Regions from separate parts of the Homo sapiens genome. Here region 2 is linked to region 1. A link is an interaction called in ENCODE POLR2A ChIA-PET data of the cell type or tissue named here. Cell type or tissue: MCF 10A. All regions are shown on one strand.

Region 1 (2,500 bases):
CCGGGCCCAGGAGAGAGAGAGAAGCATCTTTGCTACTAGCTGTTGCTGCTACCTGCCTCTGCCCCCCGACGCCCCCCGCCTTTTGAGATTAAGGAAAAAAAAAAAAAGTCAAAAAAGTTTTTAAAAATGAAAAAAAAAAATTATAAACCAGTGAATGTAAAATGCCGGAGCAGGCCCGGCCTGGCATGGGTGTGGACCTGCAGCCAGGCAGGCTCGAGCGGGCGATACCAAAGTCTGCCCCCCCACCATTGTGGCCATGCAGTCCTGTCACTGTCTTTTTGCTTCCTTCCGAGGGGGGTCCCCCAGCCTCTTCCAGGGTCTTCCCCTGGAAGTGGGCGGCTGCAGGGAAGGTGGGGGACAGGGGTCTTTGCACGATTCAGACCCCGGGGCCGTGGCAGGAGCGGTCACCTCACAGGTGGTGACACTGAGGCAGGGGCCTCGGGGTGCCCCCTCCCGCCCGGCAACCAGAATGGTTGGAGGCAAGACAGAGAGAATGAAAGGAAAAACAGAAGAAAAAAAAATATTAAAAACCAACAAAAAAAGCAAAAATCCTATTTTTTGAGAAAGAAAGATATTTATATTTGCAGTTTTATTTTAAAAAGTTATTTAAGTTGAAGCAGCCTTCCTGGAGGTGGGGGGGGGGGGGTGGTGGGTGGCTGGCGCAGGACGGGTCAGGGGCCTGGAGGCTGGGGGTGCCCCAGGAGCTACAACCTCAGAGTTAAGACTAGCTCGCATTAAATACATAGATTTACGGGGGGGGGGGGGGGGGGCCGGGCCCAGGGGGTGGAGGGGGCCAGGGAGACCCCCATCCCTCGCCGGGGCTGCCTGGAGGCTGTGGACCAGGATCCGATGCCCAGGTCCCGCCCCCCACCCCACCCCAGGCCCAGAATCGAGGTGCCTTGGACTTTGGAGGGGCCAGGCCTGGTGAATGGGGGGCGGGGCGGCGCCCTCAGGGTACAGAGCACAGACAGATAGACATTCCAGAGACTGTATTGAGAGTCTTTATAAAGTGTGGGAGATTTAAAAAAAAAAAAAACTGATAAAAATGCACTTTTTGGGAGTGGGGAGGGAGAAGCTTTAAAAGTAATAAAAAACAAACAAAAACACAAAAGATGAAAAAACAAAAAAATTCATTTTTCTTGTACATAAAAAAAAAAAAAGAACCACTAAACGCAGCCTGTTACGACCGCTGCCGCCTCAGTCGCCTCATTTGATGTTCTCTGTGTTTTGTTCGGGGGAGGCTGGGGAGCGGGGATGGGGGGCTTGGGGGGGGTCCCCCTTTTCCCCTTTTGGCCCTGAAGAGACTGGGTGGGTTGAGCACCTCGTCCACACCACACCTTTGGGCCCAGGGTGACCGGATCCTGGGTCCCAAGGAGAGAAGCCCCAGGTCCCCGACCCTTCCTGCTCTTCCTGCCCGGCCTTGGAAGCCAGGCCCATCTCTCTGGGGTCCGTCTGTCGCGTGGCAGAGAGGCTGGGTGTGGATGGTGACCCAGAGCACCGGGGTGGGGGTGAGTGTCCGAGGAGTACCCAGGTCCAGAGGCCCCTCTTGCGGGGAAGGTGACCCATAGCCCCTGGCGCGGGCAGGCAGCTGGCACAGGATAAGGCCAGAGGGGCAGCAGGGAGAACCGGCCGGGCGAGTTGTCAGCAGAATCCAGGGCTGGGCCCTGGGCACCACTGGCTCCAGGCTTTCCCGAGGCCCCAGGCGGGGTAGCCTCACCTGGGGGCCACCTGACTCTGCTAGAGGACCCCAGGGTGCTGCCCCATGCCAGGCCCCAGGGACATGAGCCAGGATCTGGAGCCGGAAGCCTCAGCTAGCTGCAGCCCCTACCTCTGGGTAGGGTCTCTGAGGGAGGGCCTCCTCCTTCCTCCTGTCCTCCAACCAGACTCGGCCCATGTCCAAGGAATCTGTCCAGGCCAGCAAAGGTGGGGATGGGGCCAGCCCCAAGGGATGGATGAGGCACTCATGGAAGCAGATGGCACAGTGAGGCAGCAATGGCTGCACTGAGCCGGGCACTGGGTCCACTCAGAACCCCAGCTCCTCCTCTGTGGATTGGGCTCTTCCTAGTAGCCACAGGAAGTCAACAAAGCCTGGCCCAGCCCTTGCCAGGAAACACCACAGAGGCCACACCACGAAGTCTGAGGGCCTCCGGGTCCTTGTGTGGACCCCATGCTAAAGCACCATACCTGTGCGAGGCCACCCATGAACCTGCTGCAGCCAGGATTCGTGCCCAAGTCCCCGACACGCGCTGGAGCAGGGTTGGGGGTCAGCGGTTCTACAGCCGTGTCCTGAGCCCCCTGCACCGTGGACCCTCAGGGCACACTGAGGCCTCTGCTCAGAGGTCCCACATGGGGAAGCTGAAGGAGCCGCAGCCTCAGGACCACAAGCCAGGGTTAGGTGCTTCCTAACCTCTGTGCTTCAGAGAGGGCCGGGAGTGGTGGCTCATGCCTGTAATCCCAGCACATTGGGAGGCTGAGGAGGGAGGATTGCTTGAGCCCAGGA
Region 2 (2,500 bases), 88 kb before region 1:
GCTCACTTGATTACACTTGTAATCCCAGCCCTTTTGGAGGCCGAGGCGGGCAGATCACTTGAGGCCAGGAGTTCAAGACCAGTCTGGCCAACATGGTGAAACCCCATCTCTACTAAAAATACAAAAACATTAGCTGGGCGTGGTGGCACATGCCTGTAATCCCAGCTACTCAGGAGGCTGAGGCATGAGAATCGCTTGAACCCAGGAGGCGGAGGTTGCAGTGAGCCGAGATTGCACCACTGCACTCCAGCCTGGGCAAAAGAGCAAGACTCCATCTCAAAAATAAATAAATTAATTTAAAAAAAAAAGGTTGTCATAAGGCCAGGTGGGGTGGCTCATGCCTGTAATCCCAGCATTCTGGAAGGTCCCGGTGGGAGGATGGCTTGAGGCTTGGAGGTCAAGCTTATACTGGCCAACACAGCAAGACTCTGTCTCTTTAAAAAAAATTAATTAAAAAATAAAAATGGCATTATAGTCTTTTATAACCTTTCTTTTTCTTTTTTTTTTAAATTGAGTCTCACTGTGTCTCCCAGGCTGGAGTGGTGCTATCTTGGCTCACTGCAACCTCCGCCTCCCCAGTTTAAGCAATTCTCCTGCCTCAGCCTTCTGAGTAGCTGGGACTGCAAATGTGCATCACCACACCTGGCTAATTTTTGTATTTTTAGTAGAGACAGGGTTTTACCATGTTGCCCAGGCTTGTCACGAACTCTTGACCTCAGGCGATCTGCCTGCCTCGCCCTCCCAAAGTGCTAGAATTAGAGGCGTGAGCTACCACATCCAGCCTTTTTCTTTCTTTCTTTTTTTTTTTTTTTTCTTGAGACGGAGTCTCGCTCTGTCACCCAGGCTGGAGTGCAGTGGCGTGATCTTGGCTCACTGCAAGCTCCGCCTCCTGGGTTCATGCCATTCTCCTGCCTCAGCCTCCTGAGTAGCTGGGACTACAGGCGCCCACCACCACCCACGACTAATTTTTTTATTATTTTATTTTATTTTATTTTATTTTTTCAGTAGAGACGGGGTTTCACTGTGTTAGCCAGAATGGTCTCAATCTCCTGACCTGGTGATCCGCCCATCTCAGCCTCCCAAAGTCTTGGGATTACAGGCGTGAGCCACCGCGCCCAGCCCGCCTTTTTCTTTTCTTTAGAGAAGGGGGGTCTCCCTATGTTGCCCAGGTCTTCCTGGAACCCCTGGGCTCAAATAATCCTCAAGCCTCAGCCTTCCAAGTAGCTGAGACTAACTAAGATTCTTTTATGCTGTTGTCACTTAGGAATTTTCTGCTGTATCATATTTCTCTGTGGGACTGCACTAGGACGTATTTTTCCATTCTCCCATCAATGGACTCTGTGTACTTTCCAAATTTTTGCCATTGAGAACATTATTGTGTGAGTCTCCCGTTTGCACACAGGCAAGAGTCTCTCTAAGTCACATGCCCACGATCCCAACTGCTGAGTCACAGCGCGCTCACGATAGGGTTAAATTGCTTTCCAAAGGGTTCAGTTCGCTGTTCTGTCAGTTAATCCATTGCACAGGTGACAGAGATAAAGTTCACAGGACATTGCTAGTTGGAAACAATGTACACATGTGATATTAACACCAGCATATGCCTCTACAAGATAAATGTCACCTTGGATTGAATCTATCAAGAAAGCTATTAGAAATTTATTTCCTGGGAGGAGCAATTTAGGAGACACCCACGTCTCTGGGACCAAGAGACAGATGTACTCAGAAAAAGTGTTATTGGAAGCAATGATAAGTAGAAAATATATCACAGAGAGAGGTCACAGGGCAAACTATGCTTGGTAGTAAAGATAGAGAATGGGTGGAGGGGGTGAGGCTGCACTGTAACCTCAGCAATTAAAGCTCCTGTTTTATCATAAGTGCTGCGAATGGTTGCCTTGTAATAAGGCAACCTGTCTCCTTGAGAACAAGAACACCCAGGACATTCCTTCAAGTAACACATATGTATCCAGCATCCATTATGTCCGGGGAGGTAAAGTGGGAGAGAAGGAGATACATCCAACATCTTCTTTGGCCTCAAAAAATTCATAACAGACCCGGCACAGTGGCTCACGCCTGTAATCCCAGCACTTTGGGAGGCTGAGGCAGGCAGGTCACGAGGTCAAGGGTTCGAGACCAGCCTGACCAAAACAGTGAAACCCCATCTCTACAAAAAATACAAAAATTAGCCGGGGGTGGTGGCACGCGCACCTGTAATCCCAGCTACTCAGGAGGCTGAGGCAGGAGAATCGCTTGAACCCAGGAGGCGGAGGTTGCAGTGAGCCGAGATTGCGCCACTGCACTCCAGCCCAGGTGACAGAGCAAGACTCCCTGTCAAAAAAAAAAAAAAAGTTCATAACAGGCTGGGCTTGGTGGCTCACACTTGTAATCCCAGCACTTTGGGAGGCTGAGGCAGGAGGATCGCTTGAGCCCATGGGTTTGAGACCAGCCTGGGTAAGATGGTGAGACTCCCCTTGCCCATTTCTACAAAAAATAAAAAATTAGC

Evidence for each region. Peaks named below come from ENCODE experiments on the same cell type or tissue, not always from the same donor. Only the 100,000 strongest peaks of a DNase experiment are listed, where the experiment ranks them.
Region 2: POLR2A ChIA-PET joins it to region 1 with 6 read pairs; 5 of 35 experiments call an interaction of 5 or more read pairs at or near these places.

The regions. Positions count from the first base shown.
Region 1 is chr19:4,041,991-4,044,490 of GRCh38, reverse strand. ZBTB7A (zinc finger and BTB domain containing 7A) reads left to right here. Exons shown (of 3, transcript NM_015898.4): 3 at 1-1,188. Among named protein-coding and RNA genes, the nearest start is that of ZBTB7A, 24 kb to the left of the region's middle. RefSeq lists an enhancer at 75-807. In MCF 10A, no CTCF peak of the experiment used is centred here; no DNase peak of the experiment used is centred here.
Region 2 is chr19:4,130,125-4,132,624 of GRCh38, reverse strand. No RefSeq gene overlaps it. Among named protein-coding and RNA genes, the nearest start is that of MAP2K2, 7.3 kb to the right of the region's middle. RefSeq lists an enhancer at 1,299-1,593. In MCF 10A, no CTCF peak of the experiment used is centred here; DNase peaks (open chromatin) are centred at 714 and 1,404.